Regions from separate parts of the Homo sapiens genome. Here region 2 is linked to region 1. Evidence: chromatin loops called from intact Hi-C (ENCODE). Cell type or tissue: endothelial cell of umbilical vein. All regions are shown on one strand. Links, peaks and the distances in the headings refer to the core of each region. The heading gives the core; the rest is flanking DNA. Region 1 holds the start of LOC124909436 (a long non-coding RNA gene). Region 2 holds the start of ACKR4 (atypical chemokine receptor 4).

Evidence for each region. Hi-C counts contacts between places; a loop is a spot of excess contacts. Peaks named below come from ENCODE experiments on the same cell type or tissue, not always from the same donor. Only the 100,000 strongest peaks of a DNase experiment are listed, where the experiment ranks them.
Region 2: it touches region 1 in a loop (2.8-fold over the local background); 3 of 110 quality-filtered maps call a loop at or near these places.

The regions. Positions count from the first base shown.
Region 1 is chr3:132,538,803-132,548,564 of GRCh38, forward strand. It overlaps LOC124909436 (a long non-coding RNA gene), which reads left to right and starts at 7,337. Exons shown (of 2, transcript XR_007096094.1): 1 at 7,337-9,762. DNAJC13 (DnaJ heat shock protein family (Hsp40) member C13) reads left to right here. Exons shown (of 56, transcript NM_015268.4): 56 at 1-230. In endothelial cell of umbilical vein, for the core only: no CTCF peak of the experiment used is centred there; DNase peaks (open chromatin) are centred at 4,329 and 8,599; H3K27ac peaks cover 1,324 bases.
Region 2 is chr3:132,588,328-132,598,089 of GRCh38, forward strand. All of the region lies in intron 13 of ACAD11 (acyl-CoA dehydrogenase family member 11), which reads right to left. It overlaps ACKR4 (atypical chemokine receptor 4), which reads left to right and starts at 8,943. Exons shown (of 2, transcript NM_016557.4): 1 at 8,943-8,996. The region is part of intron 39 of NPHP3-ACAD11 (NPHP3-ACAD11 readthrough (NMD candidate)); the gene reads right to left. In endothelial cell of umbilical vein, for the core only: no CTCF peak of the experiment used is centred there; DNase peaks (open chromatin) are centred at 5,754, 6,884 and 8,874; H3K4me3 peaks cover 419 bases; H3K27ac peaks cover 2,348 bases.

The DNA.
Region 1 (9,762 bases), core at 862-8,861:
ACACATTAGTATGTATAACTGGCTTTACCAAATTGAATGAAAAGGAGCTTGTGCAAAAAAATTTAAAAATGGATGTCAAGATGTTATGTAAAAGATGAGTGTAATTGTGAAATGTTCTATACACTATCAAATATATAAAGCTTTCTATATTGAATGTACATTATACAGATCATTCATATGTGTACATAAAATTTTAAAAATAAAGGGAATTGACTGCTTTGTTAATGAGATATATTTGTTCTAGTTTAATCTTTCCGTTTGAAGACCTCATATATCTATCTTTATTTCTAAGACAGATGTAGTATTAAACAGACGTTATCTTACATTCGTAACTCTTCATATAGATGGCTGCATTAACATAATCTAATCATTCCTAACTTTAATATTTCAGCCACATCTAAGTTTCCAGACACAGCATCTCATTTATTTTTCATACAACATTCAGGAATGGGTCAGGCTGTTAATAATATGTGACATTAATTCTACTATTTTTAAGAAGAGAAAATTAAATAGCCAGAAGATTTTTCAAGTAACAAATCTCAGCACATAGATTTTCTAGTGTGACCACAAACTACAAGAAAATATAAACATGGAGAATATAAACAAACAGTTCTTAAAGAATGGGGAAATACCCACACTTCCAAGTTTCCTTTCAAAGCAAGAACCAAGTTTATTCCACAGTTGATGTGTAAGAACAGCCAAAATGGAAACTTACTCCTATTCCAAATCACTAATTCAAACTTCTGCATCAAGTTTATCATCTCTAACAGATTATAGAGTAATATGTTAATGGAAGTATTTTAATATGTAACTAGGGTTTTAGTTTCTAGACAATAGTTGGGTATAAAAATGTGTTCACTAAAAAATTATAACAGCTAAATTGGGATTAGGTATTTAGGAGAGCATAAATCAACATAGCAATGTTTTCTTTTAAATACTAAGAATATAAGTATTGTGAATACAATAGTTAAAGGCCCGTTAAATTAGTCTACGATCATTGATGTTTAGATGCCAACAATACTTAACCTTTATTGAATATTTACTGTCTGCTAAGTATTGCATAATCTCATTTAATCCTCAGAACGAACCTGTGGGCCAGTTAATCCTCAGAGCAAACCTGTTGGCCTGGTACTGATATAATTCCCATCTTCCAGGTGAAGAACATGAGGTTCAGATAAGTAAAGCAGCTTACTAAAAGTCACACAACTAGTAAGTAACAGAGTAAGAAATCAAAACTCTTATGTGACACTGAGGTCTGTATTCTGAGCCATAATATGAAGACAACAGCAATGTCAGGCAAGTGTCTGTGATGGGGAAAGCTGAGTTTTGATCTTTGAGGGTGGAGGCTTTATCTGAGATTTAAGCATGAAGTCGTTTGCCTCAGTCCTGAGTTATAAAAGACAGCTTGAGCAGGGTAACAGGAAAGTATATATAGGACACCTGGAGGGGTGGGGGTTGTCTGGTATGGCTGGGGGATAAGGGTCCAGAGAGAACCCAGCCTGAGACCCAGGGAGGAGCCAGCTGGACGGTGTCCTAAGTGCCAAGCTGACGCATTAACATCAAACCTAATAGTGATTCAGGAATGAGATCTGTATTTTAAAATAAACAGCAGTGTGGAATGATCACTTTGGTGCGTTTGTTGGGAGAGGGGCTGTTTAGAGGTAGCAAAACTCAGAGATACACTCTAGTAACCCACAGTCCATCTAAGGAGCAGTGCAGAGGCAGAACACTGGAAATGGGCAAGAGACCATGCCGGACCCTCGTCCGTCCACTGAGGATCATCACCAGATGCTCAGCTCAAGAATCCCTTTCAGTCTAGAACTTCTGTGATCCTTCTCATGCTTAAATTGTTCATTATATGATGAATATCGTGTAAATAAGCTTTATTAGGATTTTGAGAAGAGCACTGTGAAAAAAAAGTTGCAGATAAACTTTCTTGCAACCTACTCTGACTAGGAATTTCACCGCCTCCTTGAGTTTTTGGGAAGGCATGGCCCTCCTTTTACTGGCCAGTAGCAGTGTGACCAAGGAAGGCAGACTTCTTTGTTTCCTTATCTATAAGGTTCATTCTGAGCCCATTCCTCAAAGGGGTGTTATGAGAATTAAATAGGGGTGTTATAAGGCCAAAAAAATCAAATTCATTCCCCTTGCAATAAGATAAAAACCAGTGGTTATGAGGAATTGGATGTATGTGCTTTCTGTCCAATGAGTTATTAATTAGGTATTCTTTTAAAAGACTGAACTCCTTTTGCAATATGTAGTTGCATGGTCACATGTGTGCTCATGCCACTTTTGTGATGGGAGAGGGGAGGACAAGGACTTCGGGGAAGTTAGTCATTAGGGACTAAATGGTTGTATCTTCCCCCAAAATTCATAGGGTGAGACCCTAACCCCCAGTGGTATTTGGAGATGGGGCCTCAGGGAGGTAATTAATTAGTGTTAGATGAGGTCATGAAGGTAGTGCCCTCATAATGGGGATAATACCTTAGACACCAGAGAGCCTACCTGTACCCCCAAATTCCCCCACTACCTCCTTTCCCAACACCTGACATTCTGCACCAAGAGGTCACGTAAGCACACTGGGAGCCACGTACAAGCCAAGAGAAGAGGCCTCAGAATGAAAGCTAACTTGCTGGCACATTGATCTTAAACTTCCCAGCCTCCAGAACTGTGAGAAATAAATTTGTTGTTTAAGCCACCAGTCTATGGTATTTTGTTATGACAGTCCAAGCAGACTAATACATAGTGTTCGCTGGAGCACCAGTAGCAAGAAGAGAGTTTGCTCATAGATTGGTAGGACAAAGGGCTGGTTAGAGCCAGAGCCACCTCAGCCTTGATGGGACTTGGTATAAATTCAGCTCAAGCACCTTCAGAAACAACTGACAGCCTGTCCTGAAGCTGGGGAGGCAGACCCCTAAGGCTGGCCCACAGCACACACCAAAACTTGGAATGCCCACTAAGTTAGAACTAGGTGACTGCCTGGCTCCTGGGAGTGTTTCCAGTTTTTTGTTTGTTTGTTTTTGAGTACATGTTAAGTTTTGAGTATCCAAGTTATATCAGAAATCACGCCTGGATGCCCAAGGTGTTGATTCTAAATCAGAATCACTGCTGGATGCCCAAGATATTGATTCCATCCTCATATTAACCCCAAATGTTTGTGTGGATTTTGGTTGAATTCAGTGTTTAACTCATTAACTTGTGTCACCCAGTCTGTTTAAATTAGGGCAGGAGAATGGAAGTAAGGTATCTTGGAGCTGGTATGGACCGAGTTGGGGCCACCTGGGCTGTGGTTCTGGCCTCCACCAAGTGACCTTGGAGCTGTCACCAATAAGTGGGGGTCATTAATGTCTCCTTTGTGGGGATGTTCGGGAGATCAGGAATAATAGATGTAAACACCTAATAGGGTGTCAACCTTGTAGACAGGAGCGTCTAGGAATGAGGAGCTGGGCTTGGTGATGCTGTGTCAAGGAAGAACACTGGCTTGTCAGGCAGATTCTGCCCTGCTTAGGTTTCTGACATTGGGCGTTAATTTCATCTATAAAATGCCTGATCTGGTCAGGAAATCTTACTTTGGTAAGATGTTAAGAATCTGTTGAAATACGTGTAAAACCTTTATGCAAAAATGCCCAAAAGCGCATATTTTAAAAATATCCGAAAACTCAGTCCCATTCTCGCCCCAGTTAAAAACCTCAGAACTAGATCACTTCCCAGAATTATTGTTTCCCATAGATGATTTTTTGTGAAATAAATTATTTAACTCCTCTATTGTAGTGGAAACTTCAGGCATTTCTCCTGTCATCAATGCTTTCCCATTACTAGTTGTTACTACATGTGTTGTTTAATATGTTATTTAGCATTTAAAGCAAAGAACTTCACATCTGGATTATTGACCACTAATTTCTAAACTTAAGGAGTAAAAGGTGGGTGAGGTTACTGTGGGTTCCAGGGCCCCAAGAATACAGGAAATAGGGTGGCCAGTTTAAAACGTTTGTTTTGCCATCAAGCTTATGAAAGAAGATCTGTACATTTCCATCATTTTTACAAATCCCCAATTTAAGGAAATAACTTTGTAAGAGAAGAGAAAGACCCAGAGCTGTTCATGAAAACTCTGTTATTTACACAAATAAGAATGTTCGTGCTTAAATTTTTTAACATTGAAAAGGAATATGGTTTATAAGTTATGCAGTTATGTATGAAGAGTTTTCAGCTATTGTCCAATGGCAGTAGATAAAAAAAACCTAAGGTCTACAAAGAACATTGGCCTCATTCCCTGACCCCTAACCAATGTCTGTGAGCAGGAAAAGAGGAACCTCATGCCCTCAGTCTCTACTTCAGGGAAAAGTTTACGAAGATGTGGCTTGAGTCAATGAAAGAATGAGTCATTTGTCTTCAAAAGGAAAGGTCATATGGAAGTAATTCTACAAATATTTAGCTATGCATAAGTTCAGGAAAGTCATTTCACTTACTTAAGCTCAAACCTCAATCTCACATTTTAGTATTTTACACAACTCAAAATAGCCTTTCGTATGTATGTATCAGGTTTCCCAGCATTCCAAAGCAGGAAGTGGAACATTTTTCCCAGCTTTAAAGGTAAGAGCTGACCTGAGGACAATCCTGTCAGCCCTAAAATGATCAAGGTGAATTCAGAGTAAGCAAATCTAGAGTTTGGAGCAGAAAACTTTATCAACTGATACAACAGCTGGATGATAGCACACCCTTCCAGTGGCAGGGACTTGCCTAAAGCAACTGAGCATTGTGGAGAGCCTTTGAAGGCAGCCCTTAGTGTGAATGCTGACAGGTGTATGCCTCCAGGTATGACAGTAGAAGCAGAAAAGAGGCCAAAACAGGAAGAAAAAAAGGAAATTTTGGAGGACACTAGGAAGAAGAAAGCATTGGAAAAGAAAGCTGTATAACCATACCCTCAGAGATAAGCATTGCATCTACAAAACAGGATGCCACTTTGAAAAAAAATTTTTTTCCACAGAAAATCAGGTCTTAAAAATTTTTTAATAAAAATAGAAGAAAAACAATAGAAGACATTGACAGAGAAAGTTGAGGAAATCTTGTGAAGAAGCAGAGTAAGATGGAAAAGTAGACAAAAGAGACCCAGTTCAGGGAGCCCATTATCTAAAAAATTTAGATCCCAAAAGAAATACTAGTTTTGAAAAGGGGCTGAGAACAAAATAAAAAATTCAAGCACTTTCCCAGTAAGGAAGACTATGCCACTGAAGAGGCCAAAGGAACTTCTCCTTCACCCTCTGAAAGGTCTGCTGAAAAATCAACTTGCAAAATGCAGAATAATTGGAGAAAAGGCATACAAATTTATTTAATGAGTATACACAGGAGCCTTCAGAATGAAAGCCCAAAGATCCTGGGGAAATTGTTCACTTTGATGCTTAGGTTCAACAAAATATTGACAGCCATACTTTGATTGGCTGTGTTTATGATTGGACAAAAGGGTAAGATCAAATGCTAAGGGACTGCATGGGGAAACCCAGCAAGGTCTGTTTAGACTCTTCTTGGCCTATCCGAGCATGCAGTCCTTCCTTCTGGGTATGGGGCGGGTCTTTCTCTGGAATAGGGGTCCTCTGAGCTATAGTCCAACAAGGTAAGTCAGATCATTTCTTTGTGGCCAGTTTTTACATAGAAAGGTGGAGGGAAAGGGTAATAACTTTAGGTTTTATGGCTGGCTTTGGGGAAAAGAGGTTCTGGTTTCTGACCCACCTTGGGGAAGAGAGATTCTAGTTTCTGTGGCTAGCCTTGGGAGAGAATGGAACTGAGCGACAGGAAGGTAGGAGAAGGTCAGAAAAACTTCTGGTTCTGAGGCTGCTTCTGAGACCTTCATTCTGGGGTTTGTTTTATGAGTCCCAATGTCAGAGGTGTTTGAACCAGAGTGACTCCACCTTGAATAGGGGCTGGGTAATATAAGGCTGAGACCTGCTGGGCTGCACCCCCGGGAGGTTAGGCATTCTCAGGCACAGGATAAGACAGGAGGACAACAGGACTGGTATCACAGATACAGGTCATAAAGACCCTGCTAATAAACAGGATGTAGTAAAGAAGCCGCCAAAACCCACCAAAACCAAGATGGCAATGAAAGTGACCTCTGGTGGTCCTCACTGCTCATTATACACTATAATATATTAGCATCGCAAATCATTCCCACCAGCACCATGACAGTTTACAAATACCATGGCAACATCCAGAAGTTACCCTATATTGTCTAAAAAGGGAATTTTCTGGAAAACTCACGAATAATCCACCCCTTGTTTAGCGTATGATCAAGAAATAACTATAAAAATAGCTGGCCAGGCACGGTGGCTCATTCCTGTAATCCCAGTACTTTGGGAGGCAGAGGTGGGTGGATCACAAGGTCAGGAGTTCAAGACTAGCCTGGCCAAGATGGCAAAACCCCGTCTCTACTAAAAATACAAACAAAAAGTAGCTGGGCGTGGTGGTGTGCACCTGTAATCCCAGCTACTCAGGAGGCTAAGGCAGGAGCATCACTTGAACCTGGGCGGTAGAGGTTGCAGTGAGCCAAGATCATGCCACTGCACTCCAGCCTGGGCCACAGAGCAAGACTACGTCTCAAAAAAAAAAAAAAAAAAAAAATAGCCAACCAGCAGCCCTCAGGGCTACTCTGTCTATGGAGTAGCCATTCTTTTGTTTCTTCTCTAATAAACTAGCTTTCACTTTATGGATTTATCCTGAATTATTTCTTGTGTGAGATCCAAGAACCGTCTCTTGGGGTCTGGATCAGGACCTCTTTCCAGTAACACCAACGCCACCGAGTGCCAGCCCAATAAATGAAAGTCAACCCTTACAAATACACATAATTGTGAAATTTTACCATATGAAAACAAAAAGATCCTATAACCCTCCAGGGTGTGGCAGGAGAAGAGGGAACCATTTCTTAGAAAGGAACAAGAATAAGAATAGCACTGGATTGCTCAATAACACTGAAAGAAAACAAGGGAGTGATGCCTTCAAAAATCTCAACCCAGGGTTCTACATCCAGTGAAACTACTGATTGAGGGGACAGAATTAAGACAAGGTCTCAAATTTACCTCCCATTAATTCTTTTGTAAGAAGCTCCAGAAAGATGTTCTGTACTAAAGCAGGGGGTACCCAAAAAAGTGTGGGGGCCAAGATGTAAACTTGCCTGTCACCCTCTGAAGGTTCACTGAAAATCAGCTGACATAAGGCAGATGAATAGGAGAGAAAGCATACAAATTTATTAACGTGTACCTGTGGTCCCAGCTACTCGGGAAGCTGAGGTGGAGGATCACTTGAGCCTGCAGTTTGAGGCTGCAGTTTGAGCTATGATCATGCCACTCTACTCCAGCCTGGGCAACAGGCAAGAATTGGTCTAAAAGAAAAAAAAAAAAAAAAAACAGACTTTACAGGGTATGTCAAAGAAGTATATTTGGGGGTGAAATACTTTGGTTTTCTTCAAAAGAATGGTGGAATTCTTCAAATGATATTGAAAAGCCATTTCAAATTAAGACAACAGGTTGCAGCTAACTTAGACAACTACCCATCCAGACTTGAACAGGTTAGAGGCTCTGGGAACAAATTCTTCAAGAAGATGAAATTGATAGGCAATATATGTATTTGAACATATTGAGAGAAAAGAAATTGATGTATCTGGGAGAAGAGTTTGGAATAGCTGGGCAACAAAATAATCATAGCACATCTTCTAAACTGAGAAATCAATAGATGACTAGACTACATATGACAGTAATGTTTCATCAAGGTCAAATTCTCGTGTCATTATTGTTAGGTGACATACTATCTGCAGCTAACTCAGTTCAGAAACAGGAGAGAGAAAGCAAGTGTGAATCTAGATAAGGATATACAGGTGTTCACTATATTCTTCCTCTAACTGAAGATTTAAGTAAAATAAACCATTGAGAGGTGAGAGTATTATAACTGTATTATTTCAAGACATGGAAGTAGATCTCCATGCTTATCAGTTAGCTTAAATTGTTTTGTTTATTTATTTAATTTTGAGGTGGGGTCTCATTATGTTATGCAGACTAGGCTCAAGCAATTCTTCCACCTCAGCCTCCAGAGTAGCTGGGACTGTTACCAGAAAAGGGGTTTTGTCCCAGGGCCCAAGAGTGGGTTCTCAGATCTCGCATGGGAAAGAATTCAGGGCCAGTCACATAGTAAAGTTAAAATAGTTTATTAGAAACTACTCTGTGACAGAGTAGGGTGTCCTCAGAAAGCAAGACGAAGAATGCGCCTACCTTAACCCATTTATGCCTCAGGTTGCAATTTTTTGAATTTTTGCAATCAGACCTTGGTGATGACCTTGAGCAGTAGGATATAAATAACTCTCGCATGCTTAGCGTTCCAATAATGGAACATTAGGTATAAATGGATTTAAACAAGAATGCTTGCTTATATAGGAATATTAGGCCTATAGTGCAGTTTATTATAAAGGCTTGTGACAGGCTGTTAGTATGGTTATTCTCTTGTGTAACTTCTGATCTTGGCAAGAATTTATGAGTGTACTATTATCTTTAGAGGAAAACATATTTTTTAAACTAAGAATGCCTTTTTCCACTAACTTGTTTCCTCAACCATAAACATCTTGTGATTAAGAGTGCCTAACTTCCTGGGAATATAATGCATCAGGTCTTGCTTTATCCAGCCTTTATTCAAGATAGAGTCACTCTGGTTGGGATGCCTCTGACAGAGCTATAGGGGCCCAGCTATACTAAATGTTTTTAAGTCGTTGCTCATGGGAATGAGAAATTAGCATGTTGGGATGGTGAGAGGAAGAACCACTGATGATTTTCATAACTAGCTTTGGACAGTAATTTGATGGTTGAACTCTGAAATATATATCTTTGATTAAAAATAAAAACTAAACTATAAAAAAAATTAAGGAGAAATTAAAAATCAGTAAAACCGAAACAAAAATTAGCAGCTTTTGTACATGCAATGCAAACAATGTGTGGTAAATATAATAGAAAAAAAGGCAACATTAAATTGGTTAAAAAAAAATTCAGAAACAATTTTTTTTTAACCAATTGAATGTTGCCTTTCCAAAACTACCTATGGCCTGCCTCACCTCCATCCTGTGCCTATAAAGACCCCAGACTCAGTTGGTAGAGGAGAGAGAGGTGGCTTGATTTTAGTGAGGTGGCTTCACTTCAGTGAGGCAGCTTGACATCAGAGAGACAGCCTGACTTCAGAGAAGAGCTGGCCAGACTTTGGGGAAGAGATGCTGGATTTCAGGGGAAGACTACCTGCCCATCCCATCCCCTCTTCAGCTCCCCCTCTCTGCTGAGAGCCATTTCCATCTCTCTTAATAAAATTGTCTGCCTTCACCATCCTTCAAGTGTTCATGCAACTTCATTCTTCTTGGACACTGGACAAGAGCTTGGGACCCACCAAACTGCAGGGACCCACAAAAAGTCTGTCACACCAATGGAGGAAGTAGACTGCCAAGGTCAACAGGTTTATGTTGATCAGCCTGAGAACCAGCAGCCATGACCACATGTGTAAGCAGGCTGTGAAAGGAGCTCATTTGCTCCTCTGGGGGAAGGGGAGCTTACTTTTCCGCACAGGGACCATCCACATCTGATGAGCAGGCCATCCCTCCAGCCTTACGTCATGGCTGAGTTCCTTAACAGCAGAAAGTTCGTTTGGCCTTTTTGTGGACAGAGATGGGAGTTACAATGGTCTAAACTGAATGAAATGCAGCAAGTAAGCCCTTCCGGGACCATTTCCCCTGAAGCCAAAAACCTT
Region 2 (9,762 bases), core at 1,203-9,202, 50 kb after region 1:
TTAAACTTTGCCAAAAATCAGGTCTTCACTTACCCAGTGTTATAATTTCTTATACATTCATTAATATTTGAATACAAATATACATTTTTATTCATGACAAATATATGAGTTTTATTTATCAGCTGAAGTTTGAGAAATGCAATGCTCACTTCAAAATGATCACATAAGCAGAACTAGAAATCTTAGCTCTAAAATTTCAAAACCAATAAAACCAAGAGCTTAAAATTCTAATCTCCTCCATTATTCCATACTATAAATAACATACGTAAAATATAGTTAAGATTGAAATGCAACGGCTTTAAAACTGTTGCTTATAATTTAGATTCCTTCAAATTTAATGGAATCTTGTTTTAATCAGTTCAGAAAGGACCATCCTCATTTGTACTAATGAGAAAAGATCCCCCATTCACATATTTCAAAGTTAAGTTTTAAAAATCTTAAATGTCATATTCTTCACAGTAACTCTATTTGGCTTTCCTAATTTATCCAAACGTCTAAATTTTCAAATTGTTTATCATTGTTTATATTTACAGAAATATGTCCTTTTGATTTTATAGATGCTAACAGGTAAAGAAACTGCTATGGTCTGAATGTATATGTCACCCCCTAGAAGTCATGTTTTGGAATCCTAACCCCCAAGCTGATTTTATGTGGAGATGAAGCCTTTGGTCCGAAAGGCGGTGATTAAGTGATTAAAATGCAATTAGTGTATTTATCAAAGAGGCCTGAGAGAGCTTGGTCACCTTTTTCACTATATGAGGACAGAACAAGAAGGTGCCATCTATGAACCAGAATGCAGGCCCTCACCAGGCACCAACTCTATTGGTGCCTTGTTCTTAGACTTTTCAGCCTCTAGAACCATGAGAAATACATTTTTGTTGTTTAGAAGTTACCTAATTAATGGTGTTGTGTAATAGTGGCCTGAATGGACTATGACAAAATTCCACTAATCTGAGGACCAACCCAAAGAACATTAGGATGATTTAATGGCAGATGACAATACTTACCTTTCATTGTGGATCTTACCTAAATGACTTATCTGGAAATGCTCAGTTGGGGTAATCTTTTATCCCTGGCTATGCAATAATATGCAATCATGCTTTGATTCTTAGTTAGAAATTATAGAGGAAGAATCATTTACAGAGCGTTCACTTCTAATTTTTCAACTGGATATTTTTCTACTTGGGACTATCTTTGAGGTTTTAGTTGTAGGAAGCCTTGGCCAGTGCCTCTCTAGATGCCTACAGGCTGAAGGATCAACGCTACTTGCCCCACATAATGCATTGTGTGGGCATACTCCATGGTGGGCATACTTCTGAAAATCAGATTAGGACATAACAACATGATTTGAGGTTCATTTTCATTAGAAATATTTTCTTTAAAAAAAGCAAACTTTTATTTTAGGTTTGGGGGGTAAATGTGAAGGTTTGTTACATAGGTGAACTTGTGTCATTAGGGTTTGTTGCACAGATTATTTCACCACCCAGGTATTAAGCCCAGTACCCAATTGTTATCTTTTCTGCTCCTTTCCCTCCTCCCACCCTCCACCCTCAAGCAGACCTCTGTGTCTGTTGTTTCCTTGTTTGCGTTCGTAAGTTCTCATCATTTAGTTCCCACTTATAAGTGAGAACATGCGGTATTTGTTCTTGTGCTAATTTGCTAAGGATAATAGCCTCCAGCTCCATCCATGTTCCTGCAAAAGACATGATCTCATTCTTTTTAATGACTGCATAGTATTCCATGGTGTATATGTACCACATATTCTTTATCCAATCTGTCATTGATGGGCATTTAGGTTGATTCCATTGTGAGTAGTGCTGCAATGAACATTCACATGCATATGTCTTTATGGTAGAATAATTTCTGTTCCTTTGGGTATATACCCAGTAATGGGATTGCTGGGTTGAATGGTAGTTCTGGGTTTTTTGTTTTTGTTTTTGGATTTTTTTGAGACAGTCTCACTCTGTTGCCAAGGCTGGAGTAGAGTGGCGCGATCTCAGCTCACTGCAATCTCCCTGCTCCCAGGTTCAAGTGATTCTCGTGCCTTGGCCTCCTGAGTAGCTGGGATTACAGGCATGGCCACCATGCTTGGCTAATTTTTGTATTTTGGGGTTTTGCCATGTTGGCCAGGCTGGTCTCAAACTCCTCGCCTCAAGTGATCCTCCCGCCTTAGCCCCCCAAAGTGCTGGGATTACAGGCATGATCCACCGTGCCCGGCCAGTAGTTCTGTATTTAGCTCTCTGGGGAATCTCCATACTGCTTTCCACAATGGTTGAACTAATTCACACTCCCACCAACAGTGTATTAAGTGTTCCTTTTTTTCTACAACCTCACCCGCATCTGTTATTTTTTGACTTTTTAATAATAGCCATCCTGACTGGCGTGAGATGGTATCTCATTGTGATTTTGATTTGCATTTCTCTAATGATCAGTGATATTGAGGTTTCTTTCATATTTTGTTGGCTGCATATATATCTTCCTTTGAAAAGTTTCTGTTCATGTCATTCGCCCACTTTTTAATGAGATTGTTTTTCTCTTGTAAATTTGTTCAAGTTCCTTATAGATGCTGGATATTGGACCTTTGTCAGATACATAGTTTGCAAATATTTTCTTCCATTCTGTAGGTTGTCTGCTCACTCTGCTGATAGTTTCTTTTGCTATGCAGAAGCTCTTAAGTTTAATTAGATCTCACTTGTCAATTTTTGCTTTTGCTGTGATTGCCTTTGGTGTCTTTGTCATGTACCCTTTGCCCACCCCTATGTCTAGGACAGTATTGCCTAGGTCATCTTCCAGGGTTTTTATAGTTTTGGGTTTTACATTTAAGTCTCTAATTCATTTTGAATTAACTTTTGTATATGGTGTAAGGTACGGGTCCAGCTTCAATCTTCTGCATATGGCTAGCCAGTTATCCCAGCACTATCTATAGAATAGGGAGTCTTTTCCCCACTGCTTGTTTTTGTCAGCCTTGTCAAAGATCAGATGGTCATAGGTGAGCAGCCTTATTTCTGGGCTCTATTCTGTTCCATTGGTCTATGTGCCCATTTTCAGAGATATTTTTCTTTCTCTACTTTCCATTCTGGCAATCAAGAACATCTGGGTAAATCTTTCAAGGTTTCACTGATGCTAGCTATCCAGCATCAGTGAGCTGAAGTAAAATCTTCTAATTCCTTTGAACCCTGGTCTAAAGCCCTCTTTTTCGAATATTCAGAATATATAATTTTGTATCTAATATTTCCCAATATTACTTCTTACCTCATTCTTTCTATCATTTAAAAATGTTGGCCGGGCATGATGACTCATATCTGTAATCCCAGAATTTTGGGAGGCTGAAGTGGCAGGATCGCTTGAGCTCAAGAGTTTGAAACCAGCCCGGGCAACCTAGCGACACCTCGTCTATACAAAAAAATTTAAAAATTCACCAAGCACGGTGCAGCACATCTGTAGTCCCAGCTACTCGGGATGTTGAGATGGCAGGACTGCTTGAGCCCCGGGAAGTCAAGGTTGCAGTGAGCCGTGATCATGCCACTGCATTCTAGCCTAGGCAATAGAGTGAGATTTTGTCTCCAAACAAAGCAAAGAAACAAAAATGTTGCCACAGCCTTATATAAATGCCCAATAGATTTCCGATACCAGGTAAATTTTGAAGAAACTCAAGAAGTAAGGCAAATAATTCTTTGATTCTGTCTTCCTCAATCTTATATGGAGAACAATTAATATTCTAAAAAATACAATTTTTAAGTTGGATGTCTGTTGTCATCATGAAGTAGAGGAAGTAAGGGTGAATACATAGTTTGTAGAATTTGAAATATTTGTATTTAACAATGATGTTTCAGAAAAATGAGAAAAACCCTTCCCAAAGATATCATCTCCCCTTAGCTACAAGCAGAATTTGGCAAGTGCAGCAGTTGAAACAACCTTCTTTTATAGAGAGTTTTGCTTGTTTGTGTCATTTTAGTTAATGAACAAGATACCCAATGTCATAAATAAAATATATTAGAGGAAATCTGAATAGAACAGAGAACATTTAAACATATATGCTGTGTCACAGGCCTTCATGAATGAAAACAGATGGCTTAGATAAAGTAATTTTGTTTTTAATCCAGACACTGTGGTATTTCAAGGCTGTTCAAGTGCCAGGATTAAGTCAGGCTAAAAATTACATCTCCCTGATGTTAGTTGATGATTTTTAATTTCTTAGGCTTTTACCCACAAAATCATTTTCTAACAAAAGGAGAGATGATAGGTGGATAAAAAAACATGACCTTTGAGTATAGTGTGGTTTGTAACAATTAAGAAAGTGATGTAAACAATTACATACTATGAAGCATAGATAGCCATCCACAAATTCTCAAGGCCGTTTCTTCTACCAACATAGAATTTCTGAGGTAGAACACCTGAACTTCATTTGGTTTTAGCTTTAATACTAACAATTCAAATTGGAGTAAGTACTATTTTACAATAAAATTTCCCTTATATGAAAAAAGATGTTCATTGTACAATCCCACAGTTAAAGAAAAAAAATCCCATGTGTTCTCTTAGAGTGTGTGTTATTTTTAACAGGGAAATCTTCAAAATTCACTGAATCCATCTCTAGGTTTACATCTAAATAATAAGAATTAAGTAATAATGTTACAAGCTGCTGCTATTACTGTTGTTACTATAGAAAATGGTTAGATCAAAATAAATCCCAAATAGAGCAGAGTTGAAAATTAAAAAAAACCAAGACATAAAAAAACTAGAAGAAAAATAATATAATATTTATTAAATCTCTGGGTGAGAAAGGATTTTAAAACTTAAAAATGATAAATGAAATCAAAATCAGACAAAGATCAATTGGTTTGTCTATATAAAACTGCTGTACATTAGAAAATAAAATTTAAAAGCAAAAAAAAATTGGGGGGGAATGTTTCAACATTTATGACAAAATGTATGCAATACTTAGCTCCCTAAATTATAAAGAACACCTAAAAATCAGTATACAGATGGGCAAAGAACACAATTGCAAAAAGAGGAAATAAGAATAATAAAAGAGATTTTTAAAATTGCTTAACTTTACCACTAATCAAATAAACGTGGAGTACAGCAATAATGAAAACATTCAAAAGCAGTTTATTATCCAGTATTCCACACATGCCTGGCAAGGGTAGGTAAGGGGTGCTGAATTTGTTACAAGTCATTTAGAAAGCAAAGTGGTAGTAAAACAACACATTCTATTGACAATATTTTAGAAAAACAGACATTTCTATACATTATTGGTAGAGAACAAAGTAATACCATCCCTATGGAATACAATTTGGCAATATTCATCAAAATTACAGATTCATCCCAGCACTTTTGTTGGCCAGGATGGGTGGATTGTTTGAGTCTAGGAGTTGGAGGCCAGGCTGGGCAACATAGCAAAATGACAGTACAAGAGGAGGGATGAGAAGAGGGTGTGGGGAGAGAGATTCTTCAAGAACAAGGGACATTGCTATGTTAGGGAGGTTAAGAGTAGGAGCCAATTTATGGTAAGCAGCAAAATGGAATCATAGTCAGTTCTAAGGAATATGAGAAGTAGAAGAGAGCTAAAGAAGCATCAAGTAAGTACTTTGAAAAGTTGCCTAAGGTGAGTGATGCTTCTGCCTACCCTCTAAGCTACATGATTATTTCACGTATTTTGTCAAATTTCCCTATTACCACTGTCTCTCCTAGTTCTATCAGGAGAAAAGGGAAAATACAGGAAAAGGCCAGCCAGTCAGCTAGTTTCACCATGATTCATACACTATGATTTATACACAGCATTCATACACACGCTACCAGAGGAAGCTGCTCAATCCTGAGATCCCCTATGCCTCAAGGGCTTTGTATGTGTCTGAATTAGCAAAAACAATGTGTAAATTCAAAAGATGTAAAGATTATAGCATTACAACCGATTTGCAATAAAGGAATCCCATTTACAAAAAAGCTTATGGTTGTTGGGGGTGGGGTAAATAAAGGAAAGGGATAGATACTTTTGAATCTATAAAAGAGTATCAAGATTCTATAATAGATGGCATCATAAAATAAAGAGATATAAGAGATAAGATGATAAAATAGACTAAAGATCTGAATTTAGAACTCCAGCTCCATTGCTAAACTTTATGTCTGTGGAGGATAAGTTACTTAAATATCAGTTGATTGATTCATGAATTTAATCATTATTCATTAAGCTGGTACCATGAGTAAGGTACCAAGCCAAATGCTGAGGATACAGCAGGGTATAAGATAGCTATGGAAGATAGAAAATTTAAATAAGTACCAACAATACAGTGAAAAGACTGGTATATCTGATCTAATCTGAAAGAGTTATGGAAGGCTTCCTGGATTAATGTTAAGGTCAGACCTAAATCTGAATTGTAAATAGGAGTTAGGGAACTAAAATAGGGTGGGAAGAGTGCTCTAGACAGGAATAATAGTACTTGCAAATGCCTAAAAGTCAGTATTGTGTATCATATAGAAAGATCAAAGAGATTATTATCTGATAATTATGGAGGCTGCAGTTGCAGACCAGTTGTTAGATAATAATCAAAATGGACAGTAGAATGTTTTTATTAATTCAAAATATTTTTGAGTAGTCATTATGTGTCAGGTATTATTCTTGGTACTCGGGATATATCAATGAACAAAGCAAACAAAAGTCCCTGTTCTGATGAAGCTTATGTTCTAATACAGGGTGAAAGACAAATTACAGCAATCACAGCATAAATGATATGGTGCATTAGAACATGTTAAGTGCTATGGGTCTGGTGGACTGGGAGTCCAGATGGATGAGGGTTATTTTAAGTAGAGTAGTGAAGAATTGCCTCAGTGAGCTGGTGGTGATTGGGCAAAGACTTGAAAGAGAAGAGGAAGTGAGCTTTGCAATTACTAAGACAGAGCACATTCCAGCAGACAGAAGAGCCAGCACAAAAGCCCTGATAGGATTGTGACTGGTATGCTCTCAAACAGCAAGAAGCTGGGTATGGCAGAACAAGTAGGCAAAGGGGTGAGTAGTGTGAAATGAGGTCAGAGAGACAATGAGGGATGGAGGCAGACCTTGTGGGATCTTGTAGACTACTATGAGAGTTCATGATGAAGCAATTGCAATAGAAGCAAAAATTGACAAATGGGACCTAATTAAACTGAAGAGCTTCTGCACAGCAAAAGAAACTATCAACAGAGTAAAGAGACAACTTACAGAATGGGAGAAAATCTTTGCAAACTATGCATCTGACAAAGGTCTAATATCCAGCATCTATAAGAAATTTAAATTTACAATTAAAAACAACCCTATTAAAAAGTGGGCAAAGGATGTGAACAGACAGTTCTCAAAAGAAGACATACATACCGCCAACAATCATATGAAAAAAAGCTAAACATCACTGATCATTAGAGAAATGCAAATCAAAATCACAATGAGATACCATCTCACACCAGTCAAAATGGCTATTATTAAAAACTCAAAAAATTACAGCTGCTGGTGAGGTTGTGAAGAAAAAGGAGCACTTACAAACTGTTGGTGGGAGTGTAGAAAACAGTGTGGCAATTCCTCAAAGACCTAAAGACAGAAATATCATTCGAGCCAACAATTCCATTACTGGGTATATACCCAAAGGAATATAAATTATTCTATTATAAAGACACATGCATGCATATGTCCATTGCAGCACTATGCACAATAGCAAAGACATGGAATCAACCTAAATATTTGCCCATCAATGATAGACTGGACAAAGAAAATGTGGTACATATACAGCATGGAATACTATGTAGCCATAAAAAAGAATGAGATCATGTTCTTTGCAGGCACGTGGATGGAGCTGGAGACCATTATCCTTAGCAAACTAACAAAGGGACAGAAAGCTAAATACTGCATGTTCTCACTTATAAGTGGGAGCTAAGATGAGAACACATGGACACATGGAGGGAAACACACTGGGGCCTATCAAAGGGTAGAGGGTGGTAGAGAAAGAGGATCAGGAAAAATAACTAATGGGTACTAGGCTCAATACCTGGGTGATAAAATAATCTGCACAACAAACCCCCATGATACATGTTTACCTGTGTAACAAACTTGCATGTGTACCCCTGAACTTAAAAGTTTTTTTTTAAAAAAGAGAAAAATAGAAAAAATGGCATGGGTCTGAAATAATTTCTGCAGGTGGAGACTGAGCCTGGCCTTGCATGAAAAAATAGATAACTGCCATGCAAATTTGAGGAAAGCCAAGTTCAAATAGACCATGAGGGCCAAATCAGCATAAATTTCTCTTCTTTCTCTAACTTACTTGTGTGGAAATGTGGAAAAAATAAACAGCCTCCCAGACTGAAGGATTTTGAAGGTTCATATTCTAGCTTTGGGAAAAAAGGTAACAAGAAAGCAAGAGAGTTTAAAGCCATGGGAAAATACTCTGGGACAAGGATAGAGAAAGTACAGTGAAGCCAGGAAGACTCTAGTAGTTTAAATAAATATTAAATGATGTGGCATAAAAATGTTAAATTCTATTGCAAATACCTAATGATTACTTATAATTTAATCTTTGATAATTTAGTCTTCAAAAAGATATTTTCCTTGGTTAAAATCATATTTGCTTTCTTCCTTAGGCAAAATAACTTTAGAGAGTATTTCTCTAGATGCTACCTACAAGTGCTGCCTAGATGCCCTCAGGTGGATTCTCCTTCTGGTTCAGCAGTCAGTAGCTCAGCTGCAGGCACTTTCTTGTCCCCTTTGACTAAGTGGAAACTATGAAAGGTCTATAGTTTTTGAAAAAAGATGGATTTTCTCAAATTTGTAACCTAAACCACTTAAGAAGTTGAATTTAACTTCACAGATGGTTTTACAGGAAATAAAATATCAAGTGCTCACAAGGTTAAATTTCAGGAAAGCCTTCTTGGATACAAGATAAAGGCGGGGTGTAAAGTGAAAACAAAAGTAGCTGGAGTTAGGTCATTTGATTTTATACTCTGTACTCAAGACTGCTCCTCTCTGCCGACTACAACAGGTTGGTACTTTATTTCTTTTCTTATTCTGACTTGAATATTTTTTTAAGCCCAAAGATCTTGTATATTTACTTATATAGATGGAGTCTTGATGCATAAAAGTTTAAATGCTTACTTGTAAAAAAAAAAAAAAGGGTTACTTGAAAATAGCTGTACAGTTTAACCTTAAATGAAAATCTTAATATAGCAAGAAGAAAATACGATTTTAAATGCCATTACTTGTCGGTAAAACTTTGTTAAGGAGAAAATAGGTTTTATTATACCACTTTTTTTCACTTTCTTTTACAAGTACTGATTTTTTTTTTATTCTCATGGTAATTATAAAGACACTTAAAAGCGTGTCTATATATCTGCCGGAAGGATCATTTCTGCAAATAATTCCATTTCTACTCTTTTTTACTCACATTTTTAGTAAGATTAATTCTTACTTAAAAATTCCCTTCCTTAATATATTATAATATTTGGCCATATTATTTCTTATCATCAGGTTCAAGATTTTCTGATGAAAGAGAAAGGAAGAACAAGGTTCATACTGTGTTAATAATTAATGCATAAGAACATGAAGACCAGAGTAGTCTTCCAGATTGGAACTTTTTAAGTAACTTTAATGATAAAAAGAGTCATTTAAAAAAGTTGGCACCCGGTTTTTACATAATGAAAGCAATTCTTCTATGTGGTGTCTTTCTTCAGAGCCTTCTTTTCTTTGCTATATTCATTCAAAAAAAGTTAGCAAACATAAGAACATTTCTTTTGAAAATGTACTATAAG